2 separate regions of the Homo sapiens genome follow, and region 1 is linked to region 2. Evidence: read pairs that join two places in POLR2A ChIA-PET (ENCODE). Cell type or tissue: MCF 10A. All regions are shown on one strand. Links, peaks and the distances in the headings refer to the core of each region. The heading gives the core; the rest is flanking DNA. Region 1 holds the start of LOC128092248. Region 2 overlaps LOC124902288 (a long non-coding RNA gene).

Region 1 (12,243 bases), core at 1,836-9,835, 67 kb before region 2:
GGTCTCTGTAATCCAGGCTGCAGTACACTGGCATGACCATGGCTCACTATAGACTTGGGCTCAGCCAATCTTCCTGCCTCAGCCTCCTGAGTAGCTGGGTTTGGTTTTCCCCAGGGCCATATGTCAGCTTATTTACCCTCCTCACTTGGTGTCTCCCAGCCTGCCAGCCCATGCTGTTCATCCAGTATCTGCTGAATGGTGATTACCTATTAAGTGGAACTAACACAAAATTGCTTATCTAAAAGCAATTATTGGTGATTATTTCCTTGCAGTGGCCCACTAGAGGGCGCCATTGTTAAGTGTAATTCCAGTAGGTGTTTTGTGTTTTTTTTTTTTAATGGAATAAACTGAAATCTTTACATGGTACTGAATCCCTTTAGCAACTTGGGGGGTTGCTTTAACTGAATCACTTTTAATGAAGATATATGAACTTGAAGGGATTTATTCAATATATGACAATATTACTCAATATTACTTTTTTTTTTTTTTTTTTTTGAGACAAAGTCTCGCCCTATCCCCCAGGCTGGAGTACAGTGACGGGATGTCAGCTCACTGCAACCTCCGCCTCCCGGGTTCACGTGATACTCTTGCCTCAGCTTCCTGCATAGCTGGGACTACAGGCACCCACCACCACGCCCAGCTAATTTTTTTGTTTGTTTGTTTGTTTGTTTTCCTGAGACGGAGTCTCACTGTCACCCAGGCTGGAGTGCAGTGGCGTAATCTTGGCTCACTGCAACCTCCACCTCCCGGGTTCAAGCGATTCTCCTGCCTCAGCCTCTTGAGTAGCTGGAACTACAGGCACGTGCCACCATGCCCAGCTAATTTTGTGTATGTTTAGTAGAGACGAGGTTTCACTGTGTTAACCAGGATGGTCTCTATCTTCTGACCTCGTGATCTGCCCGCCTCAGCCTCCCAAAGTGCTGGGATTACAGGAATGAGCCACTGCGCCCAGCTGAATTTTTATATTTTTAGTAGAGATGGGGTTTCGCCATGTTGGTCAGCCTGCTCTTGAACTCTTGAACTCAGGTGATCTGCCTGCCTTGGCCTCCTGAAGTGTTGGGATTACAGGTGTGAGCCACCACACCCAGCCAAGCAATATTTATTTCCGATTGTCAGGCATTTGCCAGGCTTTGGATTCTAGTTTTTAAGCCCTTAACAGTATCATTCAGGGCCTATGTTCTCAGGACCTCTTGAGACTGTGCCTCGGTTTTTAAAAAAAGTATCATTCTACAGTATTATACAGGCATTTTTAAAGTACAGTGCATTGGCCGGGTGCGGTGGCTCACACCTGTAATCCCAGCACTGTGGGAGGCTGAGGCGGGCGGATCACCTGAGGTCGGGAGTTTGAGATCAGCCTGGCTAACATGGGGAAACCCCATCTCTACTAAAGATACAAAATGAGCTGGGCGTGGTGGTGGGTGCCTGTAATCCCTCAGGAGGCTGAGGCAGGTGAATCGCTTGAACCCGGGAGGTGGAGGTTGCAATGATCCGGGATCGTGCCACTGCACTCCAGCCGGGGTGACAGAGTGAGACTCTGTCTCCAAAAAAAAAAAAAAAAAAAAAAATACAGTGCATCTCTAGAAAAAAATACTAGAGTCTGGGCATTGGGCATGGGGCTCACCTAAAACAAGAAAATGGCAAAGTGGAAAACTAGGGATAAGGCTTTAGATCAGGTGCAGCTGACCTCTGCTGTGACTCCCAGGAAGCATAGTCCCAATCTTTGTGGAAAACCAAATGAGATCTAGTTTGATCCTCATGAACCCTGTCTCTACAAAACAACAACAACAAAAAAACGTAGGTGTGGTGGCATGTCCCTGTAGTCCCAGCTACTTGGGAGGCTGAGGCCAGAGGATCACCAGAACCCAGAAAGTCGAGGCTGCAGTGAGCTGAGATTGTGCCAGTGCACTCCAGCCTGGCCAACAGAGTAAGGCCCTGTCTTCAAACAAACAAATCAAATTAAACAAAAAACCCAAAACCCTTGTAAAGTAAGCTATGACCTCCATTTACGGGTGAAGAAATGAACTCAGAATTAAAGGGACTTGATGAAGCCCCTTTGAATTGTGAATCAATGTAGATTTAAGCTCTAGGGAGGTGTCATAATGCAGTCCTTTAGAGGATGGACTGGACTGACTGAAAGTTTATGGACCCAGAAATTTAATTCCAGCATTGAGGCTGATCTTTTGTTTGGATTGTTATTTTGCTTATTGCCCATCCTTCCATGTAGGTTCCATGAGGACAAGGGTGGGTTTCTTCCCCCACCACTGTGTCTCAGCACCTAAAGCAGTGCTTCACATACAGATGTTCAATAAATGCTTCTTAAGTGAATTGTTATTTATTTTTTGAGACATGGTCTCTGTCTCCCAGACTGGAGGGCAGTGGCGCAATCTCAGCTCACTGCATCCTCTGCCTCCCAGACTCAAGCAATTCTCCTGCCTCAGCCTCCCAAGTAGCTGGGATTACAGGCATATGCCACCACGCCCGGCTAATTTCTGTATTTTTAGTAGTGAGGGGTTTCACCATGTTGGCCAGGCTGGTCTCAAAACTCGTGACCTCAAGTGATCCACCTGCCTCGGCCTCCCAAAGTCCTGGGATTACAAGTGTGAGCCACCGCACCCGGCCATGAATTGTTAGTTTAAAAAAATGTGTATTAGGGGTTCTGATTTGACTGCTCAATTTTAAGCTAAACTAGAGAATAAAGCATGTGCGCGGTGGCTCACACCTGTAATGCCAGCACTTTGGGAGGCTGAGGTGGGTGGATCACGAAGTCAGGAGATCGAGACCATCCTGGCTAACACGGTGAAACCCTGTCTCTACTAAACATGCAAAAAAAATTAGCCAGGTATGGTGGCGGGCTCCTGTAGTCCCAGCTACTCCAGAGGCTGAGGCAGGAGAATGGCGTGAACCCGGGAGGCGGAGCTTGCAGTGAGCTGAGATTGCACCACTGCACTCCAGCCTGGGCGACTGAGCGAGACTCCGTCTCAAAAAAAAAAAAAAAGAATCTGGAGAAAATGACTAAAGTATGAATGGGAATAAAAAGAAAGCACAATCTCCAGAAGGAATAATTAGGATATAATCAGGATAAGATAATGGGTAAATAGGCCAAGTACAATGGCTCATGCCTGTAATACCAACACTTTGGGAGGCCAAGAGGGCGGATCACCTGAGGTCGGGAGTTTGAGACCAGCCTGGCCAACATGGTGAAACCCCATCTCTACAAAAATACAGAAATTAGCCAGGTGTGTGGCATGTGCCTGTAATCCCAGCTACTTGGGAGGCAGGAGAATCGCTTCAGCCTGGGTGGTGGAGGTTGCAATGAGCAGAGATCGTGTCACTGCACTCCAGCCTGGGCAACAGAGCAAGACTGCCTCAAAATAAATAAGTAAATAATAAATAATGGGTAAATAAAGCAGAACAAGGGCATTCACAGTTGAAGAATGACACTACAGATCAGAACTAAGATTGTCAGCCAGATAATTTTGTGAGAGAACAAAGCTAAACCAAATCACATCTGAATTTATAAATTCCAGTTCTAAATCTACGCACAATTTTTCATGTTTTCCATTCCGTACCTTCCAAGTAACTAATTCCTCTTGAAACCAGTATCAAAAATAAGTGTCATCTTTCAATGCGACAGAAATATTTCTAAAATACTTAATATAATAGCTGAATGTACAACACTCATCGTGCAGCTGTTCCTCCGATATCAGTAGCAACTTGTGAAAAATCAGTGGTCTCAGATCAACAGGTTTTTGATACTGAATGGTACAGTGGGAACCATGGGTTTTGGAGCAAGGTCAGTCTGGGATGAAATTGTGACTCTGTCACACATTGGCCAAGTGACCTTGGGTAGGTAAGTCACATCTCTGTTTCCCCATCTGTATTATGGGGAATAGTATTACATGCCTCACTGGGCTATAGTGAGGATTACATGAGATAATGCAGTTTATGGAAAGTGTAAACAGTGCTCGGTGTAAAGTAGGAGCTGTGATAAGTGGATCCCTCCTTAGAAATGGGATCTCGGGCCAGGAGCAGTGGCTCACGCCTGTAATCCCACCACTTTGGGAGGCCAAGGTGGGTGGATCGCTTGAGGTCAGGAGTTCGAGACCAGCCTGGCCAACATGGTGAAACCCTGTCTCTACTAAAAATACAAAAATTAGGCACGTGTGATGGTGTATGCCTGTAATCCCAGCTACTCGGGAGGCTGAGGCAGGAGAATCGCTTGAATCCGGGAGGTGAAGGTTGCAGTGAGCTGAAATCCTGTTACTGCATCGCAGCCTGGGCGACAAGAGCAAAACTCCATCTGAAAAAAAAAAAAAGGAAAGAAAGAAGGAAAGAGAAGGAAAGAAAGAAGGAAAGAGAAAGGAAGGAAAGAAAGAAAGAGGAAAAAAGGAAAGGAAAAGGAAAAAGAAAAGAAAGAAAAGGAAGGAAAGGGAGAAATGGGATGCCTGTCAGGTGCAGCGCTCTGGGGAGGCGTGGAGAGCCTATAATAGGGACCAAGGTGCTTTTTAGTCGCAGAACATGGATTATTTGTTAGGTGTGGCTTTGGCACATCTAGGTCATTGGTTCTGCCGACTTGCTAAACCCAACCATCTGGGCATTTTCTCGGCTAATATAGAGGATGTTTTCATGTGAACACGTGTCCACCTGTGAAATGTTTATAATGTTAAAGGTTCGTTCTGGGGCAAACATCTGATAGCGCCTGGCAAACCCAACAAATGCCTTTTCTGTAATGAGTAAGCCTCCTAATGCCCAAAGAAACAGTTGAATTCGTTAGCAACATGTCGGATGTTTTCCCTATGTCTGTATATTTCTTCGCTAGTTTTTTTTTTTTTTTCTTTTTGAGACGGAGTTTCGCTCTTGTTGCCCAGGCTAGAGTGCAATGGTGCCATCTCGCCTCACCGCAACCTCTACCTCCCGGGTTCAAGCGAGTCTCCTGCCTCAACGTCCTGAGTAGCTGGGATTACAGGCATGTGCCACCACGCTTGGCTAATTTTGTATTTTTAGTAGAGACGGGGTTTCTCCATGTTGGTCAGGCTGGTCTCGAACTCCCGACCTCAGGTGATCCGCCCGTCTCGGCCTCCCAAAGTGCTGGGATTACCGGCGTGAGCCACCGCGCCCGGCCCGCTAGTTCTAATATTTATGCTTTTTGGAGGGTGAAGGGCTTGAAAGGCATCAAAAACCTTGGTTTCTAGGAGCGAGCCAAATTTTCTCCCTTAGAGACTGAAGGAGGTTATCCGACTCCGCTTCCAGGAAAATCCAATCCGCAATTTTTCCCTCGCTTTGGCTCTTCCAGGTCTCACTACTCGCGCCGGGGAGACGCGGTCCGGCCTACGCTAGGCCGGCAAGAATCTACCAGGTCCCAGGAGGGCGGGGCCGAGCCCCAGAAGTCGGGGCCCGGGCCAGGAGTCTTGGTGCAGGCGGACTCGGGCGCGTGCCATGGGACCACAACTCCCGGCACGCACCGCGGACTGCGCCGAACACGGTTGGCTGGGAGATCCAACCCTACTGCTCCCACCGGCCAATGGGACGGAGGAAAGAGGCCTGACCCGGATTCTCGGAGGCCAATGGCAATACAGAGGAGGCGGGTGCTTCCTTACCACTCACCTTGCGCTCAGAGAAGCCACATTTAAAAGGTCGTGCCGGGCCGGGCTTTCGCAGGCAGTGGGACCAGAGCCGGGAGGGGCGGCGGTGTCCCGGGAAAGCGGCTCTTGGGGCATCCGGGTCCCCTCGAGGCGGGCTCCGGACGTCGCCGTGGGCGGGGCCGAGGGCGGGGCCTGGCCTCGTTGTGGAGCGGCTCGTAATCCATCATGGCGGCCGCGGGGTTTGGTGTCTGTGCCTGAGCAGCGCTGGAGCCGGAGCCGGTTCCCGGGTCCTGCGGCTGAGGAGCCCCTCCGCTGTCCACGGCCCCTACCGGCGGGGGGCGGCTGGGTCCCTCGGCGGAGCTCGGGAGATGTGACTGCCTGAGGGCGGTGGTGGTGTCAGCGTCCGGGGCCGGGGGAGGGGGTGTCTCGGGCAGAGACCCCCGGGCTTGGGGCAGCTGAGGCGGCCGGGCCTCCTCTACACGGGGCCCGCCTTCCGCTGTCTGGGCCGCGAGAGTCCTTCGTCCCTTACAGCCCCGCCCCGGCTTTGGGACACTGCGGGTGGTCTGTTTCCCCCAGCTTGGGACACCCCGTTTTCTGAGGCGTGGAAGAGCGTCGCCCCGGAGTAAGCTGCCCGTGCCGCGCCCCGACAGCTTCCCTCAGCCCCAAGCCGCCCCTTATTCCGGATCCCGGCCCCAACTTTGGCCACGGAGCCTCCCATTCAAATCCCTCCCTTGCTGTCAAGGGGTCTCCCCTTCCCCCAAGGTGGCTCCCGCGAGCCTCTAATGCCCTGACTTCTTCCAATGTCACCTACGGCCCCCTTAGTCTCAGCTCAGCCAAAAACTTTAATGCAAAGGAAAAGTCTGGATTGGTTCCACAGGCCTTTTAAAAAGCGGACTTAAAAGTTGCTGGCAATGCATTCCTTTTCGTCAGAGTCGAGGGCAAACTCGCTGAAATCTGGGTGACCCGTGTCCTTTTCCGGAGAGCAAAGCAGAGAAGCGAGAGCGGCCACTAGTTCGGCAGGAAATTTGTTGGAAGATGAAGAAGCTAAGATAGGGGGTTGGTGACTTCCACAGGAAAAGTTCTGGAGGAGTAGCCAAAGACCATCAGCGTTTCCTTTATGTGTGAGAATTGAAATGACTAGCATTATTGACCCTTTTCAGCATCCCCTGTGAATATTTCTGTTTAGGTTTTTCTTCTTGAAAAGAAATTGTTATTCAGCCCGTTTAAAACAAATCAAGAAACTTTTGGGTAACATTGCAATTACATGAAATTGATAACCGCGAAAATAATTGGAACTCCTGCTTGCAAGTGTCAACCTAAAAAAAGTGCTTCCTTTTGTTATGGAAGATGTCTTTCTGTGATTGACTTCAATTGCTGACTTGTGGAGATGCAGCGAATGTGAAATCCCACGTATATGCCATTTCCCTCTACGCTCGCTGACCGTTCTGGAAGATCTTGAACCCTCTTCTGGAAAGGGGTACCTATTATTACTTTATGGGGCAGCAGCCTGGAAAAGTACTTGGGGACCAAAGAAGGCCAAGCTTGCCTGCCCTGCATTTTATCAAAGGAGCAGGGAAGAAGGAATCATCGAGGCATGGGGGTCCACACTGCAATGTTTTTGTGGAACATGGTGAGTGCTTTTCAAAATTTCTGCTCATGGTTTTCCTCATGCATTCATCTTAGGCCTTCAAGGAACTTTGAACAACAGTACTTGCGACAGTTCCTTCCAATTCCACTTAATAAATTTGTTACTGTAGTTATCTCTTAGTGGAACTTTCTTTGTATAAGAAAAAGTTACTTCGTGACTTCGGCTTTATTCAAAATCTATTTGAGTTGCTTATTTCTTGCCTGATTCCTCTGCTAATTCACTGTTGACCTTGGACAAGCCACTTTACTGTTCCAGGGCTTTAGTTTCCTGAGGGGCTGGACTTCAGTGGTTTCTTAGGGTCCCTGGTTCTATGATTCTGCTCTAACCGAAGTCGTGGGCTCTTCTGACAAGCATGGATTCTTTACTGCTTTGTCTACAGAGAGCTTTTATCATATTCTCAAAGTGGTTTGTGTTCCTGAGAAAGTTAAGAATCATAGATACTGGTTGACGCTAATATCCTTGACCTTTTCCTTCGTAAGTAGGACTTGAAAATACTCACTTTGGAGCCATGTGGGAAAAATCAAGTGGGGAAGCAGCATTCCTTGTGAATTTTAGATAGACAGCTTCTGTCTTACCTTCCATAAGGAGTAATCTCTTCCTCGTTGATGAAGCTTTCATCCTGTCTTCTCCCTGTTTAGAATGATATTTGGGCCAATAAAGGTTATCTGTGACATTTTTATGAACATATTTGGCATTTGAATGCTGCCCGTACATTTTATGTTGTTCATGTCCAGTAATTCTGTGCGAAGTTAAAGCTAAGGGTCGGCTTACACTGATGTCTATAACCAGTTAATTAGGGTTACTGTTTGTACTGTTGCAGCCTGACATTTTTTGGATTGTGTCCTTTATATTAAAAAATCAGTTGAGCCCACCTATCCTATAAGCAAACGTATGAAGTGTGCCAGTGGCTTATACTTTGAAATTCATTCAGAAATACCCCAACATTGGGTGACTGCAGTCAACAAAGGCTTCTGTTGGATGAACTTGCATTTGACAGCTGAAGTTTTACTTTCTTACGGGAAAATATTCACTTCATCTAAATAAATCCGGGTGCTTGGATTTTACTTTGCCTTGAAACATTAGTTCTATTTTAGCTTTGTTTTTAGGCAGGCAAATATGGTAATGTGTTGTTATGATGGTTCCCAAATTCAGGATTTAAAAAGTGAATTATTTACATTTTAACTAGTGATGATCATGCACCTTACATAGTGAAAATTGGAACAGACTTTTTGGAGAGCTTTGGCGGAACTTATCAGAATTTGAAATGTACGTGCCAATGACCCAGTAATCCCATTCTGGGAAGCTAGTAGAGAAAGCAGTGTAGTTCCCTGTGTGTCCCTGATATCTCTTCAGGGGTTGAGAGGCTAAAACTATTTTCTTGTTAATAGAGTACCAAGGTCTTGTCTCTTTTGCTGTGTTGACGTTTGCAGTAATGGTACAAAAGTAAAGCAGGTGTCTTAGCATGATTCAGGGTTGTGGCACCTAACTATACTTGTAGTCATTGCATTCTTCATGACGTGCACTCACAGTTAAACAAACTAAATATATATATACACACACACACACACATATATATCCACTTTTCACTGAAAAATGTCCTTTTTTTTTTTTTTTTTTTTTTTTTTTTTTTTGAGTCAGAGTCTCTGTGTGTCACCCAGGCTGGAGTGCAGGAGTGCAGTGTGGCGATCTCGGCTCACTGTAACTTCTGCCTCCTGGGTTCAAGCGATTCTCCTGCCTCAGCCTCCCAAGTAGGTGGGACTACAGGCACGCGTCACTGACGCCCGGCTAATTTTTGTATTTTTTAGTAGAGACGGGGTTTCGCCATGTTGGCCAGGCTGGTCCTGAACTCTTGACCTCAGGTGATCCACCCACCTTGGCCTCCCAAAGTGCTGGGATTACAGGAGTGAGCCACTGCGCCTGGCTAGTTTTCACTGGACAATACCTTGATGAAGCAGCAAAAATTATTAATTTTATTACATTTTGACCCTTGTGTATGTCTTCTTAATATTCTGTGGGTTAAAAAGGGGGGTATGCATCAAGCACTTCTGTACAGTAAAGTATAATGATTATCTCCAGGAAAAGCACTTTGGTGGTTGGGTTGCAAACTGAACTAGCCACTTTTTTCATGGACTGCCATTTTTACTTGAAACTATGACAAACTATGGTTATTCAGACTAAAAAGTGTATGAAGGAATCTTTCAAAGAAAACAACAGGTAGCATTTGTTGCCAATGATGAAATTTTAGCTTTCCAGTGAAAATTAGGATTTTGGAGAATTTTTTTTTTTTCCTCTTCGGGGTAGAGTTTCGCTCTTGTCGCCCGGGCTGGAGTGCTGTGGTGCAATCTCGGCTCACTGCAACCTCTGCCTCCCGGGTTCAAGCGATTCTCCTGCCTCAGCCTCCCAAGTAGCTGGGATTACAGGTGTGCACCACCATGCCTGGCTAATGGAGAATTTTTATCTGCCTCTGTGATATAGAGATTGGTGGTAATATTTACAGATGCCATATTTTAATATCTTATAATGAAATGTATTATTTGGAAGATCTACATAAATCAGTAAATCAATATTTTCTTTTTTGTTCGTTTTTGCGACAGAGTCTTGCTGTGTTGTCTAGGCTGGAGTGTAGTGGCATGATCTCGGCTCACTACAACCTCCACCTCCCAGGTTTAAGCAATTCTCGTGCCTCAGCCTCCTGAGTAGCTGGGATTACAGGCATGCACCACCACAAGTGAATAATTTTTGTATTTTTAGTAGAGATGGAGTTTCACCATGTTAGCCAGGCTGGTCTTGAACTCCTGACTTCAAATGATCTGGCCACCTCAGCCTCCCAAAATGCTGGGATTACAGGTGTGAGCCACCGTGCCCAGCCAAACCATTATTTTCTAAATGATCAATGCATGATATAAAATCATGCACAGGTTAAAGATCCATTCAAAGTGCAAAATGGAGGCCAGGTGCTGTGGCTCGTGCTTGTAATCCCAGCACTTTGGGAGGCCGAGGCAGGTGGATCACCTGAGGTCAGGAGTTCGAACCCAGCTGTGCAATCTAGTGAGATCTTACCTCTACAGAAATTTAAAAAATTAGCCAAGCTCCCACTGGAGCCAAAGAGTCGAGGCTGCGGTGAGCCATGAACACAGCACTGCATTCCAATTTGGGCAATAGAGGGAGACCGTGTCTCTGGGGGGTAAAAAAAAAAAAAAATACAGTTCATTGGTAGAGTTTCTTAAAGGCAGCCAGCCTTTAAGAAATTCCTGGCTAGGCCGGGCACAGTGGCTCACGCCTGTAATCCCAGCACTTTGGGAGGCCGAAGTGGGCAGATCACCTGAGGTCGGGAGTTCAGGACCAGCCTGACTAACATGGAGAAACCCTGTCTCTACCAAAAGTAAAAAATTAGCCGGGCGTGGTGGCACATGCCTCTAATCCCAGCTACTCAGGAGGCTGAGGCAGGAGAATTGCTTGAACCCCGGAGCGGAGGTTGCATTGAGACGAGATCACGCCATTGCACTCCAGCCTGGGCAACAAGAGCGAAACTCTTGTCTCAAAAAAAAAAAAAGAAATTCCTGGCTGGGTGTGGTGGCTCACGCCTGTAATCCGAGCACTTTGGGAGGATGAGGCAGGCGGATCACTTGAGGTCAGTAGTTCGAAACTGGCCTGGCCAACGTGATGAAACCCCGTCTGTACTAAAAATACAAAAATTAGATGGGCGTGGTGGCATGCACCTGTAATCTCAGCTACTCAGGAGGCTGAGGCAGGAGAATATCTTGAGCCCCGGGGGAAGAGGTTGCAGTGACCTGAGATCGCACCACTGCACTTCAGCCTGGGTAACAGAATGAGACTCTGTCTCAAAAAAAAAAAAAAAAAAAAGAAACTACCATTTACCATGTTTTGATGTAGCATCAAAGAACAATATCTACGGTTATCTAGAAAGTCTGTTTTGGGGGGAGAAAACAGTTATTTTCCAGTAATAAAAATATTTGTTTTTAAATGAATAATTATGTTTTTAAATTTCAGTATTCATTTCTAATGTGGTAACTATTGATGAGATAACCTACACAAACTAAGCCTCTTAGGGGCCTTCGGTTATTTTTCAAGAGTGTGACAAGGGCCTGAGATTAAAAAGTTTGAGGCCAGGCACTGTGGCTTATGCCTGTAATTTCACACTTTGGGAGGCCAAAGGCAGGTGGATTGCTTGAGCCCAGGAGTTCAAGATCATCCTGGGCAACATAAGAAGACCCTGTCTCTACAACAAGAACAAAAGAAATTAGCCAGACGTGTTATCACACCTGTGTTCCCAGCTACTTGAGTGGCTGAGGTGGGAGGGTCACTTGAGCTCGGGAGGCCAATGCTGCAGTGAGCCATGATCACGCCACTGCACTGCAGCCTGGGTAACAGAGCAAGACCCCATCTCAAAACAAAGTTTGAGAACTGTTGCTATGGAAAGTCTATCAAGAAGGCACATAGGGATGTTTGTTGCTGAAGTACTAACACTGAATGATGTCTGTGTTGTGGTGAGTAGAAAAAAAGCAATTTGAAAATCATTATTTATGGTATGGCCCCATTTTTGTAAAACAAAAATATCTGTTTATTTGTGTATGTCCAGGAAAAAAAAGTATGGAAGGATTTTACACCGAAATTTTTATCTCTAGGGACTTGGAGCTTTAGGTGGAATCGGAGAAAACTTTCTCTTTTTGGTTTGTGTGATGTTCCAAGTGTCTTTTTACAACAAACTTGGGTTATCTTATAATACGAAAAATTCGAAGATTTAAAAACTGAGGCCAGGCACGGTGGCTCATGCCTATAATCCCAGCACTTTGGGAGGTTGACACATGTGGATCACCTGAGGTCAGGAGTTTGAGACCAGCTTGACCAAGAAGGTAAAACCCTGTCTCTACTAAAAATACAAAAATTAGCTGGGCGTGGTTGCAGGTGCCTGTAGTCCCAGCTACTCGGGAGGCTGAGACAGGAGAGTTGCTTAGACCCAGGAGGTCGAGGTTGCAACGAGCTGAGATTGCA
Region 2 (12,243 bases), core at 1,329-9,328:
AAACAAAGAGAAAGAAACTTGTCTGATTTGGTCTGCACTTTGAGTGAGAGGAAACAAAAACCTCCCGAGATAACTTTTATTCTAAGCATGCCTTCTTTTAAACTTTGTTTGAATTTACCTGGCCTCTGTAGTTTGTGAAATTCCAAGAAGAGACATTATTTTAGAGAGATACTAGGTTGCTAGAGTTCCTAGATTACTACAGTTCCTAGTTAGCTGGCAGAAGTCAATGCATATCCTCTTGGACTATATCTATCTTTTTCTCAGTCTTAACACCAGATTCCCAAAGATAAAGCTTCTCCAAACATGATCTCACAATCCAAAACTAAGAACATGAGAAAACAAACAACCTTGCATCACAGAGCAGGAAAATGAACAGTAGAACTATAGTACTTTATAGCTTTAGATATAAAAACTGTCAGATTCAGAATATAAAATACTGGTTTAAAAACATTTAAAGAAATAAAATGTGAAATAGAAAACAAGTAAGGACTAAAATCCTATGAAGAAAAATCAAATAATTGAAAAAGAACTAAAAAAGAAATGAAAACTACGATCAGTGAAATTAAAACTTCAGTGGATGGGTTTAACAAGTTAGACACAACTGAAGAGAGATTTAGTAAACTGAGGGATAAAGCTGAAGAAATTATACAAAACGCAGCATAGAGAGACAGAAGTCTAAAATATAAGCCTATAAGGAGAGAGAAAAGAAGTCAATAGAGATAACAGATGAGAGACAATATTTGAGGAGATATTGCTAAATAATTTCCAAGAATAGTGAAAAACAAGAATCTTTAGATTCAGGAATCAGAGCAAATCCCACGTGGAATTAAAAAAAAAAAGTCTTCTCCAAATATAAGGCCAATAGAACACCAAAGACAAAAATAAGATCTTAAAAGCAATCAGAGAGAAACTGATTACCTCCCAAGGAACCCTATTAAACTCAAAGGAGACTTCTCTACAGCAACGATGGAAACCAGAAAGAAGACAGTGGAACAGTATCTTAAAAGCGCTGAGAGAAAAATTATTGTCAACCTAGAATTTTAAACTTAGCTAAAATATAATTTAGTAATGAGAGCATGATAATGACATTTTCAGATAAACAAAAACTGATGTCTCCAGCACGGTCTCACAAAGGAACTTTTATACTTTCAAAAAAGAGAAAATGATCCAAAAAGGAAGAATGTCTGCAATGCAAGAAAGAATAGTGAGGGAAAAGAAAAAGTGGAATGAATAGAGAATTAGTCATGTGGTATCACATGGCAGCTCACTCAGGAATCATAAAGCTGGCCTTGGGATAACAGAGCTAAACTTTAGAGTCCTGAGTCCTGTTAATACTCAATCCTCTGTGAAATTCAATTAAGTGAGCTTCAAGTTAACCTAAAAAGCTGTGGTGAGGCTGGGCGCGGTGGCTCATGCCTGTAATCCCAGCACTTTGGGAGGCCGAGGCAGGCAGATCACCTGACGTCAGGCGTTCGAGACCAGCCTGGCCAACATGGCGAAACCCCGTCTCTACTAAAGATACAAAAATTATCTGGGCGTGGTGGCTACTTGGGAGGCTGAGGCAGGAGAATCACCTGAACCTGGGAGGCGGAGGTTGCAGTGACCAGAGATCGTGCTACTGTACTCTAGCCTGGGCGACAAAGTGAGACTCTATCTCAAAAAAAAAAAAAAGCAGCAGCTGTGGTGACTCTTTTCTTGAGGTCTTTGGGGGCTGCCTGTTGGTGGACAGGCTGGTGTGAAGTTGGTAGCCCTGGAGGAGCTGGGGGGAGTTGCAGGGCTAGTGTAGACAAGCTACAGAAGCCACAAGGGAGGTGCTGCTTAGAGGGGGCTCTTTATTCTTTGTTTGGTTTTAATTTGAGACGGGTTCTTCCTATGTTGCCCAGCCTGGTCCCAAACCCCTGGGCTCAAGCGATCCTTCTGTCGCGGCCTCCCAGAGCGCTGGGGATACAGGTGTGAGCCACCATGCCTGGCCTCTTTACTCTTATTAATTTAATGCTGGTTTTCCTAGATCTTTGTCTTTTTTTCTGGATTTTGGGAGATTTCTTTCCTTGAGTATTTTTCACTTATTTTCTATTAATTTTTTATTTTGGCAGTCATACTTTTTAACTACCACAGCTCTTATTTAAAAAATCCTTCTCCTAGTATCACATTCTTGATTTCTGGGCATATAATCTTTATGGGTCTCTCTGAGGATATGAGTTACGGTTTTTTGTAGTTTGGATTATCTCCAGTTTCCTGAATTATCTGTTTCCTTCAGGATAATCTGTTCATCTTGGTCTTTTTCTGTGATGCTCTAGGCTTTCCTCAGCAGTCTGGTAATCCTGGTTGTCCATTCATGCTTAAGAACATGGGAATGGAAGGGGTGTTGGGAGTCCTATATATGTGGATGGGGTTGTCCATTGGCTGGTTTCAGTATTGGACTAATGAGTAGAGGAATCAAGGAACCTCTCAGGGCTTTGTGTTGGGACGCTGACACACTGCATTAGTACCTTCTAGACTATGAGCAGGGGAATCGAGGAACCTCTCAGGGCTTTGTGTTGGGACACTGACTCACTGCATTAGTACCTTCTAGACTATGAGCAGGGGAATCGAGGAACCTCTCAGGGCTTTGTGTTGGGACGCTGACACACTGCATTGGTACTTTCTAGACTGTGAGCAGGGGAATCGAGGAACCTCTCAGGGCTTTGTGTTGGGACGCTGACACACTGCATTAGTACTTTGTAGACTGTGAGCAGGGGAATCGAGGAACCTCTCAGGGCTTTGTGTTGGGACGCTGACACACTGCATTAGTACTTTGTAGACTGTGAGCAGGGGAATCGAGGAACCTCTCAGGGCTTTGTGTTGGGACGCTGACACACTGCATTAGTACTTTCTAGACTGTGAGCAGAGGAATCGAGGAACCTCTCAGGGCTTTGTGTTGGGACACTGACTCACTGCATTAGTACTTTCTAGACTGTGAGCAGGGGAATCGAGGAACCTCTCAGGGCTTTGTGTTGGGACACTGACTCACTGCATTAGTACTTTCTAGACTGTGAGCAGGGGAATCGAGGAACCTCTCAGGGCTTTGTGTTGGGACGCTGACACACTGCATTAGTACTTTCTAGACTGTGAGCAGGGGAATCGAGGAACCTCTCAGGGCTTTGTGTTGGGACGCTGACACACTGCATTAGTACTTTGTAGACTGTGAGCAGGGGAATCGAGGAACCTCTCAGGGCTTTGTGTTGGGACGCTGACACACTGCATTAGTACTTTCTAGACTGTGAGCAGAGGAATCGAGGAACCTCTCAGGGCTTTGTGTTGGGACACTGACTCACTGCATTAGTACTTTCTAGACTGTGAGCAGGGGAATCGAGGAACCTCTCAGGGCTTTGTGTTGGGACACTGACTCACTGCATTAGTACTTTCTAGACTGTGAGCAGGGGAATTGAGGAACCTCTCAGGGCTTTGTGTTGGGACACTGACACACTGCATTAATACTTTCCAAACTTTATGTTCTTCAGAGAAGACCCCTCCTTGCTGGGGGTGAGGAGGTGGAGAAGTGGGTCAGGCGTGTGCCTTGGCTGGCTGCCGCTTCATATACAGACGTATGATCCCTGGTTTTCCCCCGCCCTCTGTGTCTCACTCCCTTCCTCCACTGCACTTGCCATCTTCATGTTTGGGGCTCTTCTGGGCAGATGGGCTTGATCCTCACCTGTGAATTCCTCTGCTCTCCTTTGCCAAGCAATGCTTGCCCATCCACTTTCAGATCCCCCAGTTTGTTGAAATATCTAGTATGATGACAGCTTCTCTGTTCTCACCATTGTCGTGGTTTATACCTTTTTTACTCCTTGGCTGTAATTTAAAGGGGTCACAGGCAGGAGGGGGATGAGTGCATGTGCTCAGTCCACCATCTTGACCGGGAGCCCCAGAGGCATCATTTCAATTCCTGTGATATTATGGATTCCTACGGGTAGGAAAAACACAGCCCATTCAACCAAATATACTTTAACCCCTAGAGATTTAGCTTTAACTTGTTTAGAATTGTTTAAAAGTCCCTTGTATTTTGCAGTTTTTTCATTTTCTCCTTGAAAGTAAAAACATTTGTGGCAAATAGGGAAGAAAAACTTTCCAGTTAATCGAGAATTAGGATAAGTGAGATTTAAATATTATCAGATACTGATAAGAACTATGGCTTTTAAAGAATGTCGTCTTAGAATCAGTTTCTAATTACTTGTGTGCAGAAGAGTCCTGCAGCTGTGAGGTGATCACAGTCTTTGGCCTAAGCCACTGCCAGGTGAGTGAAAGCCAATCTGGAGTCACAGAGTGGCAGCGACTGCACCGGAGATGTGTGTGCCATTTGTTAAGATGAGTCAAATGGTAGTTAGGGCAACGAAGATCCACAGAGGGAGAAAGAAAGATACTGGAAAAGCAGCAGCACAGTTTAATAACAGTCATCGTTCATGATGGCAAGGTTGTTTACTATAAAAATTCCATCCTTCTTGCCTCTGTGCTGCCCCCCACCATTTTTTTATTTGACATTAGGGCTTGCTGATTTATGGCATAACGCAGTACATTTCACCTCTGAAACAAAGTCTGTAAAATCTTGAGATATATTAAAGTCTTTATTCCCCAACGCTAAAGACCTCATACTGTTTAGTCCTCTATACATTTAGCCCTTTATGCTTGGGGAGGGGGAGGTTATAAATTTCTAGAGGGAACTGGATTGGCAATGGTATGTTTGATGGTGAAATGCCTTGACTAAACAAACAAGGCTGCTCCAGAAACGCACACACAGCAAACCTATATGCCATATAAGTAACGTGTTATGTGGGGAGTTACTTTAGGTTTAAAACAAATGTCATACTCTTGATGCTTTTAGGTAGCTATTATCTTGGTAAGGATAAGACAGAAATATGGTGAAGTTGCATCTGATTTTGAGGGATACTGCGGGCAAACCTGACAGCTAGCTTGGTTACTAGAGGTTTAATTAGTTACAGCTGCTCTGCCATTGTATTAATAGAGCCACTCTGCTTTCAGGCACCATGGATGCCTTTTATAATTTGGATGTTCTTAAAAAGAGCACTGTGTGAAAGTGAGCAGCCCTGGGCCGGGCGCGGTGGCTCACGCCTGTAATCCCAGCACTTTGGGAGGCCGAGGTGGCTGGATCACGAGGTCAGGAGTTCAAGACCAGCCTGGCCAAGATGGTGAAACCCCTTCTCTACTAAAAACTACAAAAAAATACTCCGGGCGCAGTGGCAGGCACCCGTAATCCCAGCTACTCTGGAGGCTGAGGCAGGAGAATCGCTTGAACCCAGGCAGCAGAGGTTGCAGTGAGCCAAGATCACACCACTGCACTCCAGCCTGGGCGACAGAGTGAGACTCAGTCTCAAAAAAGAAATTGAACAGCCCATTTTGTGAACCACTTCAAAAAAAAGCAAACACATTTTCCTCTGGCTTTTGGCTGTTTTAGGAAGAAGCCATACGGTGAACCAGGTGATGCTGAGGTTATCTGGATCCAGGCCATGCAGATGAAGCCATATTTACCTTTGTGATATTGGGGCTGATCTTGGAGCTGTCTGGATCTGACCAGTCTCCAGATGAAAACTCTTGCAACTTTCGTTTTTGGATAGTGCTCACCTCGTATCTGTACTCGTACCTGCTATTTCTAGGCGAATTGTCCCCTTTCTCCTCCCTCTTCCCTCATCTCCCTCTCTCCTCTGCCTGGCTGACACCAGGAAGGAGGAGTTTTCTTTTATTTAGATAAAAAAAAGTTGAGAGGAGGGAGCTCCAGAAATGTGGGATACTCAGCACTGGAGACATTTGGGCTGGAATTCTTGTTTCCATTCTTTTCTTACCATATGACCAAGTAAGTCCAAGAAAGTAGATAGGATTCTGAGTGGGCAGTGAAGGTGGAAATGTGGTCCTAAAGAGAACGGGCAAATTAAGAAAAGATTGTTTTAAGACAGTCAAATTGTTTTGCCTGTTGAAGAAGGTGATCAGACCCTAATGAAACTGAAAATGAGGAGAGTGTTCCCATCTCCTGCCTGGTTCTAGCGACTCTGCAAATGGGTGCCTGATTGGTCTGTTGGCTCTGAAGCCAGCCTTTGCTGGATATATTCAGCCTGTTTTGAAGTTGTGCAGAGAACCTCACTTGCGTCATTCTGAAGACGCAGTGAGTCAACGCAGTCCCAAGAGAGCAGTAATGGCCCCAAACAGAAACTTGGAATGAAAAATAGCCATGGATTTAAAGACATAGCACATTCTTCCTATGACTTCATTTGGTAATGGTAAGATTAATTCACAGAAAACCCTTCTTGAGTGGCGTACCTTAAACACATGTAGAATGATTTTTTTCTTTGCTTTTCCCATTTAGCCTTTTGAAACAGGATACACAGTAGGGTGATTGGTTTGGGAGGGCACTGGTACAGTAATTCTCCACCTCTCACTTGCCCGTGTGGGTGCCCCATCCCCACCCTCAGGCACACACGCACTCTTAGCTGCTTTTGGACTCCTCCCGCAATGTCACAATAGTTTTCTTTGAACATTCTTGACCCTCAGTCATGTTGACATGCGTTTGGATTTTCAGTGGAGAAGAATTGCCAGAGAAGAATCTTCCTCTGATTTTAACCATTGACCATATTTATATATGCAGTTTCAGCTTGACTTTTAAATTGATAATCTTTTAATAGAATTCCAGATAACATCTTACTGTAACAAACACCAAGGGGATTATCCAAATTCCTATTTGAAAATATGTCTTTTATATTACCAGATTTGCCAGCTGCATTATTATCTATTAGTGTGTACTAAAAGTATATTATTTTGGCTTATTTTGAGATTAGATAATTCCCAGTGGAATTCTCCCCTTAACCATCTAAATCTGTATTTTTTTTTTCCCCATTTAGTTTCCTAAACAGTGAGGCTTCTGGGCAGGAAATGAGAGAAGAGGAGGAGGTAATATAGAATAATGCAGTGGCTTTCAAGCATTGTGACCCATATGAGGAATACATATTCAGTTATGACTTAGCATTCACATATGCACACATACATGTACGTATATACATCACATTCACACATATGCATATATGTACATATACAGCTGAAGAAGGTCTGGATTAGTACTTTTCCTTATTGTGGAGCACAGTGAGTGATATTTTCTTTTTCTTTTTCTTTTTTTTTTGAGACAGTCTTACTCTGTTGCCCAGGCTGGAGTGCAGTGGTGTGATCTCGGCTTACTGCAACCTCCACCTTCCAGGTTCAAGCAGTTCTCCTGTCTCAGCCTCCCAAGTAGCTGGGACTACAGGCATGCGCCACCATGCCTGGCCAATTTTTTTGTATTTTTAGTAGAGACGGGGTTTTGCTATGTTGGTCAGGCTGGTCTCAAACTCCTGACCTCAAGTGATCCGCCTGCCTTGGCCTCCCAAAGTGCTGGGATTACAGGCGTGAGCCACTGTACCTGGCCGATATTTTCTATTTTATTTCATTTTGAAAAAGATAGGCTGTGACTCATTAGTAGTGGATCTCATGACTAAGAATGGATCCTGACCCAAGTTTGAAGAGACTGGTAGGGGTAAATTTAGAGCCTGGGGCTCCAAAGTTTGTCTACCCAGTTTTAAATCCTGGCTTTCCCCTTAACTTGGGTGGGATCACACCATTAACCGTGTTACCCCTCTGAAGCTTTGGCTCCCACACCTGTGAGATGTGAATGTTGATAACACACACCCACCTCATAGGATTAATGAGAACATGCCAAGATATAATGCGCTGAAGGTCTTAGCATGCCTGCGCAGAGCCCCAGCATCTGTTAGCTGCTGCTGCTGCCGCTGTGGTGGTGACTGTCCTTGCTAAGATGCTGCAGCTGGATTGGCTTCGTGGGAAGTTGTGGAATTCTGTTCCCTGAGGATGTTGGGAAGGACAGATTGTACTTACCAAGAGCATTTATTGTTGTTTTTATTTTCTTAAACATTTCCAATGAAAATCATCAAACCTATAAAGTTGAAAGAACAATGCACCTAGATTCATCAACTCTTAACACTTGCTATCTCTCTTACATAGAAACATTTCCCTTTTACCAGTCCACTTGGAAATTGGCTATATACTCACGATAGCCAAGAACAAGAACACTCTCTTACACCATCACATCATTGCCACACTTAAGGAAATCCACACTGATCCAGGAACATTATTTGATATACAGTCCATATTCAGAATCCTCCAGGTATCAGTAATATTTTAATTATGACCCATTTGGTGAATTTAAGATGGATTAGATGGCCTGTGGAGTTATTCATGGAGCTGAAGACTTCTGTGAAGTAAAAAATAACCACCCAGTGTTAAGTGTAACTCTCGTGTGGAATATTAAATCAATTGTGTGTTTTTTTTGGCATCCTTGATGTGAACTCTGGAGACCTGATGAGATGGAGGCTGTGATTGTTTACTCTGTGTTAGCTTGGACACTTAGCTTGGCAGTAATCACAAGAGCTTTAGGGAGTGCATCCTTTGCTAGTTCATAAAGATGTATTCTGATAACGGGGGACCAAAAGGATATATCCTGAATTGCAAAGTCGAGCAGTAGATTACATTTGGATTTGAATGTAAGTGGCTGTGAATTAGAAATATTTGTTGGAATTAGAAAGTGTCTAGGTAGGAATGTAAGGTCTCCCCTCAAATTGAGAATGACAAGGCTGTCTTCTAAGGACAGAATTTAAGGTGAACACTGTGGAAGTTTGTGCATGTGTTTTTTGTTTGTTTGTTTGTTTGTTTTTTGTTTTTTTTGTGACAGAGTCTCGCTCTGTCGCCCAGGCTGGAGTGCAGTGGCGCAGTCTCCACTCACTGCAACCTCTGCCTCCTGGGTTCAAGCGATTCTCCTGCCTCAGCCTCCCGAGTAGCTGGGATGACAGGCGGGCATCACCACGCCCAGCTAATTTTTGTATTTTTAGTAGAGACGGGGTTTCACCATGTTGGCCAGGCTGGTCTCGAACTCCTGAGCTCAGGTGATCTGCCCACCTCGGCCTCCCAAAGTGCTGGGATTGCAGGGATTAGCCACAGCACCCAGCTTGTGCATGTGTGTTTTTAAGAAAACGTCCACAAGGTAAGGAAATTCAAGCAACCAAGAAAAGACGCTTGATAAACAGTAAGTCCCATCTTGCTAGTTTCTTCTGTATTTCTCCAGGGCCACTTTAATTGATTCTAAAATGTACATTATTTCTCATTTTTAAAAAAAATCTCTAAAATCAGGGTACATCTTAAAAGCAATATAATGCCATGGTTTAATTGGCACATGATTTAGTGATACATAAAATAAAGGCACCTCTTGCAGTGGCATCTTCGATTTGAAGAAGTATAATATTCTACGAATATACAAATTTCTGTGTTTTTTTGTCCCCCCAACCCCTGCCCTTTTAAAGACATATAGTAATATAGTGGGGTTATAGGTTTATATACTGCTACTTAGCTGTGCAGAGAAATTACAGCATTTAAAAAAATCACCAATCTGTCTTCCTCATAAGTCATCATCTAGAAATGGGGAGAAGCAAAGAGTGGTATTTTGGCCAGTTAATAAGGTCTTATATTCTTTTGGCTTAAACAGTATCTTTTGGGTAAATTCTGGATTTTTTCATATATCCTGCCATCCCCCATTAAAAACCAGCATCTGGTCTTGGGGGATTGTGAGATTTTTGTGGAGGTGAGGGAGGCCCTGGCCTATGCTTGCTGCCTTTGCTCATCTAGTCTGGTCTGGTCTGGTCCCTGGGCCTTTCGCAGGTATCCCCTGAAGTGTGGTTGGTGGTCTTGAATTTTTTTCTTTTGTCTCCATCAGGGCCAGGGAACTGTCCTTGCTTCCTTTTGGTACATTCACCCTGCAGCAGATGTCATGGCTTCCAAGTGGAACTTCACTCTCTTTCTTACTAGTTAAGCTACAGGAGGCTTAGAGTGCTAAAACCGAGATGCTTCCCCTGCATAAGGCCATGCAACACGGCCATTTTATTCTGTAGCCATCCGTGTTGGGATGAGTGGAAGGTTGCATCTGCGAGGTGGTCTTCTCCTAGAGTTTCAATTAGGAAGTGGGGCAAAAGCCCCAGTGCCTTCCCTTCAACCTGACGACCAGTCTACCCTCTCCCCACCTGTGCTAGTTATCAATTTCTTGCTTGTTATCTCCAAATCCATTCTGCTTTGCCATGTTTCGTGACATGGGAACTGGACTCTGTCAACAGTTTTCCTTTGCCTGCTGGCGAGGTGTTAGGCTTTGTCAACAGAGTGCTGGAGGGACATGGCAAGGTCATGGTGGGAGGAGGGCGTCCTTTCCCAGTGTGCTGATTTTCACTGGTGAGTGAGTATCAGTGGACTGGCGTGCAAGATGCCCAGAAACACATATCAGCCATCATAGACAGCCCAGTGGGTGGTACCGTGCACCAGCTCCAACCACACACACCCTGCAGGGAGTTTCTCCACCACGTGGTGGGCTGCTGCCCTGGGCCAGCTCTGGATCACGCCCTCTGACAAGCATGTTTGCCACCGGCATGCTGTGTGTTCCTGTGGAGCTGTGCCCTTTCTGAAGAGTCTGAATCTCAGCTTTGGGGTTGGGGGAGGCTCTCCTAAGTTCTTAGTTCCTCCCTCTTCACTCTACCTGCCCTTTTTAAGACACATAGTAATATAGTGGGCTCTAAGTAGTAGACACTTTGTTCATTTGCTACTTCTGTACCCCTGGGTCCTCTTTTACTCTTCTGTCATTTGTTAAAAATCTCGGCCGGGCGTGGTGGCTCACACCTGTAATCCCAGCACTTCAGGAGGCCAAGGCGGGCAGATCACTTGAGGTCAGGAGTTCGAGAGCAACCTGGCCAACATGGTGAAACCCCGTCTCTACTAAAAATACAAAAATTAGCTGGGCATGGTGGTGCATGCCTGTAATCCCACCTACTCAGGAGGCTGAGGCACAAGAATCGCTTGAACCCGGGAGATGGTGGCTGCAGTGAGCTGAGATCGTGCCACTGCACTCCAGTCTGGGCGACATTCTGGAACTCTGTCTCAAAACTAAAAAAAAAAAAAAAAAAAAAAAAAAATCTCCTGTGGGACTTCAGTCTGTGGAGGTTATTGAGTGATGGCACAGAAAGGCCAATCCCAATAAAAGAAAATGGAAAATGTTTATTACTTCCATTTCCAAGAGGGGAGCATGCCACGCCACACCACACAGGCACATGGGGAAGCACCATCCACAGGGCAGAAAGGAGCTGGGGGAACGCCCAGGCCAGAGCCTTTGTTGGGCTTCTGTGGGAAAGGCCAGACAGGGCCAGGGAAACATCTGAGGATTGGCTATTTTGGATAATTCTGGGGGGCCCTGGGGCAGAGGGCCGTCCCTCGTTGTCTGGTTCCTAGCTCTGGGTGATTTAGGGTAGGAGAAATATTGGCTCTGTGTGTGAGAGTTAGATAAGGAGGTGGTTCAGAGAATGGGCTCTGGGTGGCAGGGGAGACGGAAACAGCTTTGGCTGTGTGTGAGTTTGACCCTGTGATTAGACTAATGGATGCCAAATAGATGAATACAGAATCTCAGAAAACACAGAACGCTCTCTTAGCAGTATCTACTTTTTGTTAATAATTCTTTTATTAAATTTTCCCTATTGAAATGACTGGTGTGGTTTCTGTCTCCTGACTGGTACATCACCTCTTCCTCGGAATTTGCGGGCAGGGAAGTGATGATACATGTTTGACTGCCTCCTACTCTTTGCACCCTGATGTGAGGGAAGGGCTGGACCCTTCTACATCTTTCTGTCTGGATGAAGCTCCTCTGCTGTCATTTCCTCCTCCTTCCCTAGTGCGGCAAGCAGCTCTGCCAGCTTGTCATAGAAGGGCATTTAAGTGACTTTGCCAACACAAACAGTACTGCAATGAAGATATGCCACACTTTGCAATTAGTTATTCACTTTAAAGTTCTGTTATGATATAGTAACTTAATAAGTGAAAAAAACATCTTGGACCAATAAGGATGGAAGAAAAGTATCGGAAAACTAGTCAGAATTAAAATAAGGACTAAATCACGACTTTTATTTCTGTGATTTCTTTTTGTATTTTTGAAGCTCTTTTCTTAGGTCAGGGCCACCATGGCTTTTTGTTGCATTGATCTCTTTATCATTATATGCTGTTTCTCCTTAGGCTCTGCAATATTCCTTGCTCTGAGTCTACTTTGTCTGATAGGCACTTCAGCTTTCTTTTGATCACGCTTGCATAATACACCTTTTCCCATCCTTTTACTCGTAGCCTGCCCGTGTCATT

Evidence for each region. ChIA-PET counts read pairs that join two places held together with the same protein. Peaks named below come from ENCODE experiments on the same cell type or tissue, not always from the same donor. Only the 100,000 strongest peaks of a DNase experiment are listed, where the experiment ranks them.
Region 1: POLR2A ChIA-PET joins it to region 2 with 12 read pairs; 8 of 35 experiments call an interaction of 5 or more read pairs at or near these places.

What each region holds. Positions count from the first base shown.
Region 1 is chr9:130,707,244-130,719,486 of GRCh38, forward strand. LOC128092248 reads left to right here and starts at 6,383. Exons shown (of 1, transcript NM_001414901.1): 1 at 6,383-6,481. The coding sequence starts at 6,383. The coding sequence ends at 6,481. It also overlaps a transcript of ABL1 not described here. RefSeq lists an enhancer at 5,154-5,830 and a silencer at 5,468-6,107. In MCF 10A, for the core only: no CTCF peak of the experiment used is centred there; a DNase peak (open chromatin) is centred at 5,478.
Region 2 is chr9:130,774,920-130,787,162 of GRCh38, forward strand. LOC124902288 (a long non-coding RNA gene) reads right to left here. Exons shown (of 3, transcript XR_007061823.1): 3 at 7,749-7,875. It also overlaps a transcript of ABL1 not described here. Among named protein-coding and RNA genes, the nearest start is that of ABL1, 54 kb to the right of the region's middle. In MCF 10A, for the core only: no CTCF peak of the experiment used is centred there; DNase peaks (open chromatin) are centred at 6,142 and 6,452.